2 separate regions of the Homo sapiens genome follow, and region 2 is linked to region 1. A link is a contact called in ENCODE Hi-C data. All regions are on one chromosome and are shown on one strand. The core of a region is the stretch at or near the end of the contact, and the rest is flanking DNA. Distances in the headings are between cores, read along the strand shown. Region 1 holds the start of RPS15A (ribosomal protein S15a). Region 2 overlaps LOC105371114 (a long non-coding RNA gene).

Region 1 (7,305 bases), core at 4,083-6,582:
AGATAGCTCTTAAATTGAACAGGGTGTCATGTTTTTGTCTACTGTAACGATTTGTTTATAGCAAAAGGCAAATTTCTTTTCTAGGACCACTGAACAACAGCAAAGATTCCATGAAATTTGCAGCAATCTAGTAAAAACTCGACGCAGAGCTGTGGGTTGGTGGAAACGCCTCTTCACACTAAAGGAAGAAAAACCTAAGATGGTACTTTTTTTGCTTTGACTTAAGTACAGTAAAATTTTAAGATTTGAGTCAATTCGCCTTTTTGTCTTAATAGCTATAATTTGAAAATTATTCATTGGTTAATTCCTAAGTACATTCATAAATGTTTACCTGTATTAATTAGACTGAATCATTTTAAAGTTAAAAATTACATTTTTGCATTTAATTTTTTATTCTAATAAAACAAAATTCTTCTGTTTCATTTTTCTTACTGAAATAATAGTAAAAGACATATACTTAGAAAGCATCTGTTTAGGCCGGGCACAGTGGCTAATGCCTATAATCCCAGCTACATGGAAGGCTGAGGATCACTTGAGCCCTGGAGGTCGAGGCTGCAGTGAGCTGTGTTTGCGCAGTGAGCTGTTTGCACCACTGCACTCCAGCCTTTGTGACAGAATGAGACTCTGTCTCAAAAAAAAAAAAAAAAAAGGAAAGCATCTGTTCATCTGTTCTCTTATCTGTAAGCTTCACGTCGTGAGGCTGTTCCGTGAAGTTATTAACTGAAAAGATCGTATAATTTATATCATAAAATATTTACATACAGAATTGCAGTAATTCTAGGAAGAAATGTATCCAAATTCTATAAAGTAGATCCAATGGAATAGGTTTTTAAATCTAAGAATTTTTAAAGAAAAGTGATAATAAAAGCTAAATTATTTCCCGAACTTTGAAACACATTCTTCTTTAATTGACAAATAAAAATTACATATATTTATGGTGTCACATGAAGTTTTGATATTAAATTCTTGTTTTCATTGCTAGTACTTCATGACCATGATCGTTTCCCTTGCTGCGGTTGCTTGGGTGGGACAACAAGTCCACAACCTGCTTCTCACCTACCTGATAGGTAAGTCTTTGAGGAAAAACTACAGGCACATCCTGGCCAGTGAAATTTAACTGTAACTTCGTCAGTAAACAGCTGAATACTTCCTAAGTTTTAGACACCGAAAAGGAACTGTGGGAATATGGAAAGATTATTATGGTCTCATAGAAAGTGAAAACAATGCAATAACCAAGGTAGAAAGTAATGTGCAAGAGGTAAAAATAAGCAATGATTATTTTCTGAGGTGGAAGAGGGGATGAGAGCAGAAGTTTCTGGGGATACATCCCAGTGGAAGTAATTGATTTCATGTTGCTTCCTCCCATTACTGAGTTTAATAATGTAGGAACCTGCCTTCTTTAAAATGTAATAACTGGCTGGTCACGGTGGCTCAGCCTGTAATCCCAGCACTTTGGGAGGCTGAGGCAGGTGGATCACTTGAGGCCGGGAGTTTGAGACCAGCCTAGCCAACATGGCGAAACCCTGTCTCTACTAAAAATACAAAAATTAGTTGGATGTGGTGGTACACACCTGTAGTCCCAGCTACCTAGGAGGCTGAGGCATGAGAATCACCTGAACCCAGGAGGTGGAGGTTACAGTGAGCTGAGATCACACCACTGCACTCACCACCCCCCCCACCCACCACCGCCATACACACGTAATAACCTCTGATCACCTGAGGTCAGGAGTTGGAGACCGCCTGGCCAACATTGCGAAATCACATGTGTACTAAAAATACAAAAATTAGCCAGGCGTGGCGGCAGGCACCTGTAATCCCAGCTACTCTACTTGGTAGGGTGAGGCAGGAGAATCGCTTGAACCTGGGAGGTGGAGGTTGCAGTGAACCGAGATTGTGCCATTGCACTCCAGCCTGGGCAAAAAGAGTGAGACTTGTCGCTGGGTGTGGTGGCTCACGCCCGTAATCCCAGCACTCTGGGAGGCTGAAGCAGGCGGATCACCTGAGATTGGGAGTTCGAGACCAGCCTGACTAACATGGAGAAACCCCATCTCTACTAAAAATACAAAATTAGTCAGGCGTAGTGGCGCATGCCTGTAATCCCAGCTACTTGGGTAGCTGAGGCAGGAGAATCGCTTGAACCTGGGAGGCGGAGGTTGCGGTGAGCCAAGATTGCGCCATTGCACTCCAGCCTGGGCAACAAAAGTGAAACTTTGTCTCAAAAAAAAAAAAAAAAAGTAATAACCTTTAGCAGGTTAATTGCTGCCTCCTTAATGTTGGGTTTTTTTTTATTTTAAGTGACTTCCTTACTATTGCTTCCTGGACTAAACCAACATGGAATCATTTTGAAGTACATTGGAATGGCCAAGAGGGAGATAAACAAACTTCTCAAACAAAAAGAAAAGAAAAACGAATGATTCATCTGCTTTAATCAGTGTGATTAATGCAGCACCCATTGCCCCGGGAACCGTTTCTGCTGTACTATCTGGATACTAAAATGTTACGGAAGTAGCTCTTTGTTCTCCCTCACTCTGCCCTTAGTTAATAGAAATTCAGACTCGCCAAGTAAGGCTTCGTGCATAGTGTCTTCATGTCGCGTATAGTTGAGCGCGTTCTTAGCAGTTGGCTTCATGGACAACTCATTAGTGTTTTGACTTTTCTTACCCAGCGTTAATTGAATTCTTGCTTTTAGACAACTTCCTTTTTGTAGTGGTGAACCTTGCCCTTTAGTACAGTTCAAGTGAATCTGGATAATTGTTCATCTTTGCTTTAGCTTAGATACCATGTAGTGGTCTGTGGCTACAGGAAGCTGGTTCTGTCTGCTTCCACAGTCTGCTTAAAAAACTGTCTGACTTCGTGAATATAGAGACCAAGTTTACCACTTCTGATGAAGAGACCAATTAAGATTCATTCCTCATTCTGTTTCTTTCCAGTGGGAGAAGAGTCCCCATGAAATAAGATGAAACTGATTCCATGCACTAGTACATGTAGGCTTCTCCCTTGTGCAAAGCTTAGCAATTTGTAGGAAACTTTGATCTTTTTGTCCAAGAAAAGGAATGTCTGACAGGCTTAAGCTTTCGTCCCCTTGCACTTAGACTCGAAGTTAGTAAATCCTTAAAGGCTTTTTAATAGCAGACTTCCAAAAGATTGCATTTAGGATTTCTAGCATGCTTTTAATTTCAGATTTTCAGCTGACATTAGCTATAGTATACAGTAGGTTAAGACTCATGTCTATGACTTTCACTCTAAGACTGGCAAAAGGACAGCAGTCTTCTATGTTTAGTCAATATTCATTTCAGTAGAAGATAATCTTATCTAATTTTTGAGACCAGAATAAGCCTTTTAAGGTAAACCTCAAAATTATCATTTTATGGTAATACTGACCATTTTAGTCCCCTAGGTTTGACATGGGAGATAGTGACTACACTGGTGTCTGACTTTTTTCCTAGAGATTTCTCCCTGAAAAATACAAGGGCTGTTGGTGAGAGCAGACTTGAGGTGATGATAGTTGGCCTCTGGTCTACAAAGATTTCATAACTCCTTGGAAAGCTTCTTATAATCATTCTTAACTTCTTGGTAGCTAGAAATTTAGAGTAGTTGAAATCTTTAGGAATGAACTTCTGAGGGCCAAAAAATGTGACTGACGGGAACAATTCTTAAACTGATTAACTAGCTGTAATATAGTTTTGTGAATTTATTGCACTGATGTTGTACCTTGTGGTATATCTGTCCCTATTAAATAAGTGTTGTTTTCTCCTCTTTAATATTGCTGTGAACAGTGGTGCCCATTGTAGCATATGTTTGATTTTTTTTTATTATTTCATAAGAAAACTACGTTAATTTTACCTTACTTTCATTGTAAATAAGCCTGTCTTCCTATCTGGATTTTTTGTGTGCATACATATTCTACTGATTAACTACTTTTGCAGTTTTAATCCTGTATTATTTCTTCTACTTTGTTTTGTGTAAAAGGGGAAAAAATAAAAAAAGCTGGAATCTTCATGTCTCACTTTCTTTATAACTTAGCCAATATAATATTTATGATTGGATTTATGAATCTGATTAATGAAGTACCCTGTGTGGTCCTTAGATGTCTATAAGGTACCCTACCTGTAATCCCACCACTTTGGGAGACCTGGGCAGGAGGTTCACTGGAGTCCATGAGTTTGAGGTTGCATTGAGCTGAGTGTACCCCTGCACTCTAGCCTGGGCAACAGAGCAGGACCCTGTCTAGGAAAAATTTTAAAAAAGAACAAAAATAAAAGGTTTAAGTTTTATTTAGCAAATATCCAGGTACCATGCTAGAGGGAAGAGGAAATGCAACGAATGAGCAGGGGCATTGACGTGTGAGAGAGGACGAAGCTGGAAGAACCGGCAGGGACAGAACTGGCTAAATGGTGCCTGTGTGGGCACCTCGTACCCCAGGGCCTTGCTAGCGTCTGGTACATGGGTGCTCAGTAAACAACTGTTGGGTGACTTTTGTCTGAACTTAACTTTTTAATTAAAAAAAAATTTTTAGCCGGGTGTGGTGGCTCACGCCTGTAATCCCAACACTTTGGGAGGCCGAGGTGGGCAGATCACTTGATGTCAGGGGTTTGAGACGAGCCTGGCCAACATGGTGAAACCCCGTCTCTACTAAAAATACAAAAATTAGCCGGGTGTGATGGCGGGCGCCTGTAATCCCAGGTACTCTGGAGGCTGGGGCAGGAGAACCGCTTGAACCCGGGAGGCGGAGGCTGCAGTGCGCCAAGATCGCGCCACTGGACTCCAGCCTGGGCGACAGAGCGAGACTCCTTATCAAAAGTAAACTAAAATAAAAATTAAGGCCCGCGCGGTGGCTCCCGCCTGTAATCCCAGCACTTTCGGAGGCCGAGGCGGGCGGATCGCAAGGTCAGGAGATCAAGAACATCTTCGCCAACTTGGGGAAACCTCGTCTCTACTAAAAATACAAAAATTAGCCGGGCGTGGTGGCGCATCTCTGTAGTTCCAGCTACTCAGGAGGCTGAGGCAGGAGAATCACTTGAACCCGGGAGGCGCAGGTTGCAGTGAGCCGAGATCACGCCACTGCACTCCAGTCTGGGCTACAAGAGCGAAACTGTCTCAAAAAAAAAAAAAAAATGTAGACGAACCTCCAACGAACGGCTCACCTTGCCTCTCCCAGGCCCCACCGGGGGAGGTCGATTCCATCGACTCTCAACTGCCAACCCCTGAGGAGGCTCCGCCTTTCCCTCACCCTCGTCCTTCTCCTAGGCGGTCCTTGTTTTTGCCGGGCCTTTGAAAGTCTCGCGATAGCTCTCCCGCTTCCCATAACTCCGTGCGCTCTCCCCTCCCGTCCTCTTTCCGCCATCTTTCCGCGCCGGTGAGTAGCACTCTCTGAGAGCTCCAATTTCATCCGTCTGCCATCGGCGCCATCCTGCAATCTAAGGTTCGGTCTCGGTGTCCTGCGAGGAGGCTGGTCCCCACCTTGGCCGAGGATCCTGGCCTTGCCGGTTCCTGGACAGGCATAGAGGAGAGCCATGGCTGGGCGCCCCAGACTGTGCACTCAGGGGATCCCGGTCCGTGGGGTGCAGGCCGCAGCGCGGGCGGGAGCCGGAGCCTTCGACTGCCCAGCTAGGCGGTAGCTCCGGTTCGGGCCGCAGCGTCTGGATCTCCCTTTAGTGCTGAGGCAGCGCCTTGGCCCCGGGCGGCGGGCAACATCGGGGCTGGTGGGCCGTGCAGCTTCTCACTGCTGCGGCCGCGCTGGGAGCTTGGGAGGCTGAGGCCACCCAGCAGGTAAAAGCTGCATCGTGCCGGGGTTGGCAGTTTGCTGGGTGCCAACTTGGATCTTCTGGGCCGCAGAGTTTTTCTTTAGACACTTTTGAACTTAAGGAATTTAAGTTCTACTCTTTACTATTGGCACTTTGGTCTTTCAAAACTTCAGTGTAGTGTGCGGTTCTTGCCCATTAGAAGAGAGTCCAGTCTGACAAGCATGTAAAATGTTTCTGTTTGCCACTGTGGCTCTTGCTGTTGGACGCAATTTTAAATGGCACGAAGATGGATGTTTAATAGTTAGATGTGTTCATTGTAGGTGAGAGTGAACTGATTTAAAGTACAATGTTAATAGTATGGAATCTGCTGATTTTCAGCAATTTGGAAAATGTTGCCGATGATACTCTGCTTCTGTTCTGAATCACTGATCGACTATACCCGATGTTTTCCTTCCGGTAGCTGGCAGTTTCTGCCAGTTCTCACGTTGTCTTGTGTCAAGTGGATTTTGTCCCACATTTTATTATCTCCAGACGTTGGTGTGTGGCACGATTCGAAGAAGAGTGGTTAGTGAATGAATGAGTTTCAAAATGTGCAGGCTGACGTCCCGATAACCTGTTTTCAACAACCGTAGTAAATAGGAATTTTCCTGGGTGGTGGGAAATGGAGAAGCAGCCTGCTTAGACTTGAGAAAACTTCGCCAAGGTGGGGCCAGAAAGGAAAGGATACTTCCGCAGTGTAATGGTTGGTGTCTGTTGATGTTGGCAATGCCAGTAAAACCTCCTGTTTTGTCTTCCTTGAACAGCCACAATGGTGCGCATGAATGTCCTGGCAGATGCTCTCAAGAGTATCAACAATGCCGAAAAGAGAGGCAAACGCCAGGTGCTTATTAGGCCGTGCTCCAAAGTCATCGTCCGGTTTCTCACTGTGATGATGAAGCATGGTAAGTCTGCTGCCGCTGTGTTTTATGTTTTCATGTGAGACTCTCTAAGAAATCAGTCCTGTAGAAATTAATTATGGGGGACCAAAGTATGTCTGTCATACCTGAGAACGAATGCAATTGACCTGTGGGCTGTGGAGGAGGGGATAGTCTGAAACTGCTGAAGAGTCACTTAGAGTAGGACTGCTGGAAAAAGGAGCTCTGCTAGGTGTTTGGGAGCTAAATGAATCTAAGTCATTGAAAGGACTCCTGAGCTCATTTCGAGACCAGCCTGGCCAACATGGCAAAACCCCGTCTCTACTAAAAAAACAAAAAACAAAAACAAAAATCAGCCGGTCGTGGTGGCAGGCGCCTGTAGTCCCAGCTCTTTGGAGGCTGAGGCAGGGAGAATTGTTTGAACCCAGCAGGTGGAGGTTGCAGTGAGCCGAGATCGGCCACTGCACTCCAGCCTGGGCGACAGTGCAAGACTCCATCTCAAAAAAAAAAAAAAGAAAGAAAGGACTCTTGAGATCTTCTCAGAGCTCTTTGAGAGGAAAGATTGGATTATTGCACTTCTTTGGCACAAAGTAGTCTTTGGGAATGGGAAGCAGTGAAGGAAGGGTCAAGGGGAAAATAGTTTCTTT
Region 2 (7,305 bases), core at 1,827-4,326, 590 kb before region 1:
CTTAACCACAATGAAAATAGCTTTTATTTTGAGCCAGGAAATTACTTACCCACACACATAATTTTCTGTTTTAGAACAGTTTTAGATCTACAGAAAACCTTTGAGGATAAGATAGAGACTGCGGCCCGCAGTCCACCACGGTAGGGCCATGGGGAGTGCTCATAGGGAAGGTGTTCCTGGCATCCGAGGGTGCACGGAGGGAGCCGGGTGCTATAAGCTGTGCCCGGTCACTGCCGCCTCCCACCCTCAGCGCCGGGTGCTCCCAGCTCTGGGGGATAGCAGGTGGTAAGGGTATCTTCCTTATTCCTGCTCCCTCCTCCAAAGTGTCCTCATCCAACCCAGACGGAGCCAGCCGACATCTCAGCTAGCCTCTCAGCCAGACTCTCAGCCAGCCAGCCTCTCACTCAGCCAGGAAGACTGCCCGCTAGCCTCTCGACCAGCTTCTCAGCCAGCCCACCAGCATCTCAGCGGGCCAGCCAGCCTGCTGGCAAGCCTCCAAGACAGCCACTCGGCCAGCCTCCCAGCCTACCCCTCACCCAGCCTCCCAGTCAGCCACTTAGCCGGCCAGCCATTTAAGACTGAGCCCAATCTCTCTCCCATTGCAAAATTTCATTACTATGTTCCCTATACCTATCATGATGGTCCTGAAAAATCTGCCTTACCGTATTTTAACATGTGCCATTGAATAATTTTTTCTTCTACAGAGGTAGATGCTATTATTAGAATCACTTTATAGAGGAGGATAAAGAAGTACAGAGAGTACTGTCTCAGATTCCCTGTCTCAGGTGCCCGGGCTCATGTACAGTCTCAGGTGCACTGCCTCTCTCTTTAGCCAGCTGGTTCCCCAGCCAACGGTGCACCCTAAATCCCCAGGGAATGACAAAGTTGAGAGATTGGGTGAGGCTCAAATGCCATGGATGTTTTTAGTTATGAAGAGCTCAAGTCATCTCTAAACCTCCCAAAAGCCAGGGGTAGTCATTTCACAGAGCAACCAGTATGGTCCTTGAGGTCCCTCAGGCATGAACCTGGCTGTTGACTCTGGGTCTATTATAGAAATTCCAGATGAGAACTCCACTTTCAAGGGCAAGCACCAAGCCCTCACTGCCACTGGTAAGCCCTCTGTTCTTATCAGCAAGCTGTGAGATTATGCAGTTTTTGTGTTTGTTCTCCTTGTGGTAGATGATTTCAAATTACATGAGAATAATTTATGACCAATTTGGGTTGCATTATTCAATCAGGATTGCAGGGGTGGCAGAATCACCAGGTCAGCTCAGGCTTTGGGTATTTCTTTTTTCCTTTTCTTTCTTTTCTTTTTTTTTTTTAAGACATGGTCTTGCTCAGTCTCCCAGGCTGGAGTGCAGTGGCATGCTCATGGCCCACTGCAGCCTCCACCTCCTGGGCTCAAGCAATCCTGCTACCTCAGCCTCCCTAGTACCTGGGACTACAGGTGTGCACCACCATGACTGGCTAATGTTTGTTTTTAGTAGAGACAGGGTTTCACCATGTTCCCAGGCTGGTTTTGAACTCCTGGGCTCAAGCGATACACCTGCCTCGGCCTCCCAAAGTGCAGGTGTGAGCCACCATGCCAGGTGGGTATTTTCATTAAAAAAGGCAAAAGCCCTTGCTGATGGGAGCTGCATCAACTAAAACATGAATTCACCATAATTGGTGATTTTTGCCCCCTGAATCCTAGTCATAGTCCAAGTGAAATAGCAAGACACAAACAGGGGCATTGGCCAACAGCCTAGTTCTGAAGGAGATGGAGCAGATGTGGACACGTGGAGTCAGGCTTCCAGAAGTCATCAGGTGGATGTGTGAAGTCAGGCTTCCAAGGCAGCTCACGCGCATGGCTGTTGGCTGGGGGCCTCAGTTTCTCACCACACTGATATTCCCACAGGGTTGCTTCAGCGTCCTCACAACAGGATGGCTGACTTCCCCAAGAGAGCAGCTCAAGAGAGAGCAAGGAGAAAGACACAACATCTTTAATGATCTATGCTTGGAAGCTATATGTTGCCACTTTTGCAATATCCTACAGATCGCTTAGCTCCATCCAACATGGAAAGGGATCAGACACGGGCATCATTGCCAGATGATAATCCCTGATGGTCATCTTGGATGCTGGCCACCACAGTTACATTTGAGGTGAGTGTGGCAGGAGCAGAGCACATCTGGGGCAGATGTGGCAGGAATGAAGGATGGAAAAGGAGCTAAGGTTGTGAGTGTCTATTTAAGCCAAAGATGAGAGTTCTAGCTGGGAATAAACAGACATTACTAATATAAGAGTGTGACATTATCATGTTGGCATTTTATTTTTATTTTATTTTATTTTTGAGACAGGGTCTTGCTCTGTCATCCAGGCTGGAGTGCAGTGGCACAATCATAACTCACCGTAGCCTCAAACTCCTGGGCTCAAGTGATCCTCCATCTCAGCCTCCTGAGTAGCTGGGACTACAGGTGTGCACAACCATGCCCAGCAAAAAAAAAAAATTTTTAATCAGAGTCTTGCTCTGTTGCCCAGGCTGGAATGCAGTGGTGCAATCATCACTCACTGCAGTTTTGACCTCCCCAGGCTCATGTGATCCTCCCACCGCAGCCTCCCAAGCAGCTGAGACTACAGGTGTGTGCCACCATGACCAGCTAAGCTAATTTTTGTATATATATATATATACATATTTTGGTAGAGATGTGGTTTCACCATGCTACCCAGGCTGGTCTGGAACTCCTGGCCCTAATGCCTGCCTTGGCCTCCCAAAATGCTGGGATTACAAGCATGAGTCGCTGTGCCCAGCCTCATGTGCTCATTCTGAGGGAGATATTACAGGATTTGGTGATTGAATGAAGGAGGAGGAGGGAAAGGAAAATATTTCTGATGACAGTGAGGATTTTAACATGTTATGGTTTCAGAAGACACCATCACCCAGGGAGGCTTGAATATATCACCTGACTCAGTTACTGATATGCATCTCTCCTTCCTTAGCAAATGTGAAAACCTCAATTTTTTTTCTTGTTACCCTGCTCTTTCAGGCTGCTCTCCACCCCCAAATGTACTGCCAGCTGCTGTTTATTTAGGAAACGAAAGCTAATTTTAGTGTTAGCTTTAGCCAACCCTAATCTCGAAGCAAATCAGCTGCAAGTACAAGGGGCTTCAGAGTCAAACAGAAATACCTTTGGACTTACCTGCTGGACAAAGTTATCTCAATACTCCCCAGCACCGCTCTACTATGGATCTAAAAATAATGATTTTCCCTGCTGAATTTTGAAAATATCATGTTCACTGTATTTGCTTTATCCTCCACCTGGGATGCTCTTCCTTCAGTTCTCTGCTCAAATGTCATCGTATCAGTGACAGATGCTGAACTCCTTATGTAAACTAGCACCCCACTCCACCTTCTTGGGTGGAAAATCAACCACTTTGATTTTCTTCATAGCACCAATTGCCGTCTGACAAATGACATATTTACTTGGCAAGCAGTTTATTGTATCTCCTCACCCCTTTCATAGATTACAAGCCCCATGAGGGCAATGACCTGTGTATTTTGGTCACTGCTGTATCCCCAGAGGCCCCTGAAACAGTGGAATACCTCAATTTCTATTTGCATAATGTCATCCAGGGCTGGCCAAGGTGGAAGGCCTGGGATATGAAACCTTTAAACAAACTGCTGGTGGCAATGTTGCTTGAAATCAACTTTCTGAAAAGTAATTTGACTTGATACTCTCTTTAAAAAAAAATTAAGGTCAGGTGCAGTGGCTCATGCCTGTAATCCTAGCACTTTGGGAGGCCAAGGCAGGAGGATTACTTGAGCCCAGGAGTTCAAGACCAGCCTGGGCAACATAGTGGTACCCTGTCTCTACAATTTTTTTTTTAAATTAGCCCAATGTGGTGGCATTCGCCTGTGATCCCAGCTACTTAGGAAGCTGAGGCAGGTGGATCATTTGAACCTGGCAGGTCAAGGCTGCAGTGAGCCATGTTTGCACTATTGCACTCCAGCCTGGATGACAGAGAAAGACCCTGTCTCGATTTTAAAAATTTAATATTTTTAAACTTTTATTATCTTAAAAAAATTATATATATATGTATATATTTTGTGTGTGGAGACAGGGTCTCACTATGTTGCTCAGGCTGGCCTCAAACTCCTGGCCTCAAGTGATCCTCCCTCCTTGGCCTCCCAAAGTGCTGGGATTATAGGCATGAGCCACTGCACCTGGTCTTACTTTTAAATTTTTAATTAATTTATTTATTTTTAAGAGGTAGGGTTCTTGCTATGTTGCCCAGGCTGGATTTAGACTCCTGGGATCAAGAGATCTTTCTGCCTCGGCTTCCAGGGTAGCTGGGACTGTGGTGTGCAGCACTGCACCTGGCTGGTTCTATTTTTTTTTTTTTTTTTTTGAGACAGAGTCTGGCTCTGTTGCCCAGGCTGGAGAGCAGTGGCACAATCTAGGCTCACTGCAACCTCCATATCCCAGGCTCAAGCCATACTATCACCTTGGCCTTCCAAGTAGCTGGGACTACAGGTGCATGCCAGCTAATTTTTGTAATTTTTTTTTTTTTTTTTTTTGTAGAGATGGGGTTTAGCCATGTTGCCCAGGATCCTGGGCTCAAGCGATCTGCCCACCTGGGCCTCCCAAAGTGCTGGGATTGCAGGTATGAGCCACCACTCGCGGCCTTGATTCTCTTTCTATATGTTTATCCTAAGGATGGAATCAGCATTGTAGATAAATATTTAGAACAGAGGTTGGCAAACCTTTTCTGTAAATAGTCAGATTGTAAGTATTTGAGGCTTTGTGGGACATAAGGTTTCTGTTGCAACTACTCCACTTTGCCTTGAAAGCAACCATAGACGCTATGGGAATAAATGCACGTGGCTGTGTTCCAACAAAACAGGCAGCAAAGTGAATCTGGCCCACAAGCTGCAGTTTGCTGACTGAGATTTAGAACAAAATGCCGATTATAATGGCAAAGATTGTGAATGTCCTAATTATTCAACAACTGGGAGTTACTTAAATTATACAGCATCCACAAGATAAAAAAGAAGTTACAGCCATTAAAAATGGTATTTTCAAAGAAATTGTAATGAACTAGTGATGGGCTCAGAGCATAATTATGTCAATGAGAGTCAATTTAGCCATTAATTAAGACTCTGAACTCTGGAGTCAGAGAAATTGAAACTTCAAACTTGAGCACTTTCTAGCTGTTTGACCTTAAGCAAATTGTTTAACTTCTGGGAAACCTTTCCTTATTTAAGAAATGGAAACAGAAATATTATCTATCTTGTAAGGTTGTTGAAAGATAATGCATAGATCATATTGCTTAGCATACAATAAGTGCTTAACAAATCATTGTTTCCAAGTGGGGAATTAAAAATGGAATTATTTTTATAGGTTCGTGGATTTCAAAGCTGGAAGGAAACCTTGTAAGTCCCTCAAAATAGGTGCTCAGTAAATGTCTCCCAGTCTGTTTCTAAAAGGCAAGGGAAGGACTTTGATTGGTTCATTGAGTGTCACATGACCACACTCTGGCCCAATCATTGTGTCAGCAAGTTGAAGTACTATGGTTCCTCTCAGACTTGCTCTTCGACTTGTGCCTGCAACAGGCAGGGCAGCAGTACAAACTGGCCATGGAGCACAAGATTTCTTTTCGAGACAGGGTTTTGCCCTGTGGCCCAGGTTGGAGTGTAGTGGCACAGATTACAGTTCACAGTAATCTTGAACTCCTGGGCTCAAGGGATCCTCCCACCTCAGCCTCCTGAGTAGCTGAGATTACAGGTGCCTGCGCCCATGCCCTGCTCAATGTGTCTTTTCTATAAGCACCCACGTGCTTATAGACAATGACGGTGATGGCAGGTGAGTCCCTGCCTTGGTTAGTTTACCAGTCCCTGTCTGGTGGTCTTTTGGGAACTTTCCAGACTTTGGCACATAGCATGGTAGAGCATTTCCAAAATATATATCCTGGATCGCACTTCTTATCACGCTTTGTGCTCTGGGGTGCTGAGTGTCTGTTTCTTTCTGTCTTTGTTCCTTTCTTTCTTTCGTTCATTCATACACACACACACACACACACACACACACACACACACACACACACACACACAGGGCCTTTCTCTGTCACCTAGGCTGCAGTGCAGTGGTGCAATCACAGCTCACTGCAGCCTTGACCTCCTGGGCTCAAGCGGTCCTCCCACCTCGGCCTCCTGAGCAGCTGGGAGGCCTCCTGAGTAGCAGGGACTACAGGTGCACACCACCATGCCTGACTAATTTTTGTATTTTTTGTAGAGATAGTGTTTCATCATGTTGCCTAGGCTGGTCTCAAACTCCTGGGCTCAAGTGATCCACCTTCCAAACTGTTGGCATTACAGGGGTGAGCCACCACACCGGGCCCTGAGTGTTATGCTTACTGTTTTGACTCTTTTGAGCCCTTATAGTACAGTCCTGAGTTGCTCAACGATGAAGATCTGTTTCAAGACATGTGTCATTAGGCAAGGTCATCTCTGTGTGAACATCATAGCGTGTACTCACATAAACCTAGATGGTATAGCCTTCTACACACCTAGGCTATAGGTATAATGGTATAGCCTGTTGCTCCTGGGGTACAAACCTGTACAGCACGTTCCTGTACTGAAGATTTTAGGCAATTGTAAAACAACGGGAAGTATTTGTATATCTCAACATAGAGAAGTTACGGTAAAAATACAGCATTATAATCTTATGGGACCATCATTGTGTACGCAGCCTGTTGTTGGTGGAAACATTGTCGCAGTGCATGACTGTATACATGATGCAGTGATTACAGTGGTAGGGATTGAGTATCCTGGTATAAGGGGCTGTGCTTTTGAAAATCTGTTTTTTTCTCTCTTGCTTTCTTTTTTTTTTTTCTTTTGAGACAAGGTCTCACTCTGTTGCCCAGGCTGGAGTGCAGTGGAGTGATCTCAGCTCAGTGCAACCTCTGTCTTTTAGGCTCAAGCCGTCCTCCCACATCAGCCTCCCAAACAGTTGGGACTACTGGCGCATGCTACCATGCCCAGCTAAATTTTTTTTTTTTTTTTTTGGTAGAGACTGGGTCTCACTACATTGCCCAGGCTTGTCTTGAACTCCTGAGCTCAAGAGATCCGCCCACCTCAGCCTCTCAAAGTGCTGGGATTACAGGCATGAGCCACCGTGCCTGGCCTCTCTTGCTTTTTTCTCTCCCTCTTCTTCCATAAAACCCAATTCCCTGCCTTATAATCAATCTCCCCGTTTACTTTTCTCTCTCCCTCTTCCCTCTACAACTTTCTCCAGTTCCAACTGCCTTGCTAACCTGATGATTTCCAT

Evidence for each region. A loop is a pair of places that touch in the nucleus more often than their neighbours do. Pooled maps may share reads with other maps.
Region 2: a map of posterior cingulate gyrus shows a loop between it and region 1 (7-fold over the local background). The contact joins the enhancer-like site here to the promoter of RPS15A in region 1. A Hi-C loop is called at or near these places in 1 of 168 maps with a recorded cell type or tissue (posterior cingulate gyrus) and 2 of 50 pooled maps.

What each region holds. Positions count from the first base shown.
Region 1 is chr16:18,788,361-18,795,665 of GRCh38, reverse strand. It overlaps RPS15A (ribosomal protein S15a), which reads left to right and starts at 5,332. Exons shown (of 5, transcript NM_001019.5): 1 at 5,332-5,422; 2 at 6,548-6,685. The coding sequence starts at 6,553. It overlaps ARL6IP1 (ARL6 interacting reticulophagy regulator 1), which reads left to right. Exons shown (of 6, transcript NM_015161.3): 4 at 85-202; 5 at 983-1,067; 6 at 2,296-3,997. The coding sequence ends at 2,414. RefSeq lists enhancers at 5,095-5,724, 5,662-6,379.
Region 2 is chr16:19,376,267-19,383,571 of GRCh38, reverse strand. All of the region lies in intron 1 of LOC105371114 (a long non-coding RNA gene), which reads left to right. Among named protein-coding and RNA genes, the nearest start is that of TMC5, 38 kb to the left of the region's middle. Within about 2 kb of position 3,076, at least 2 of the 41 ENCODE cell types and tissues checked have a DNase peak (open chromatin) inside an H3K27ac peak, as active enhancers do.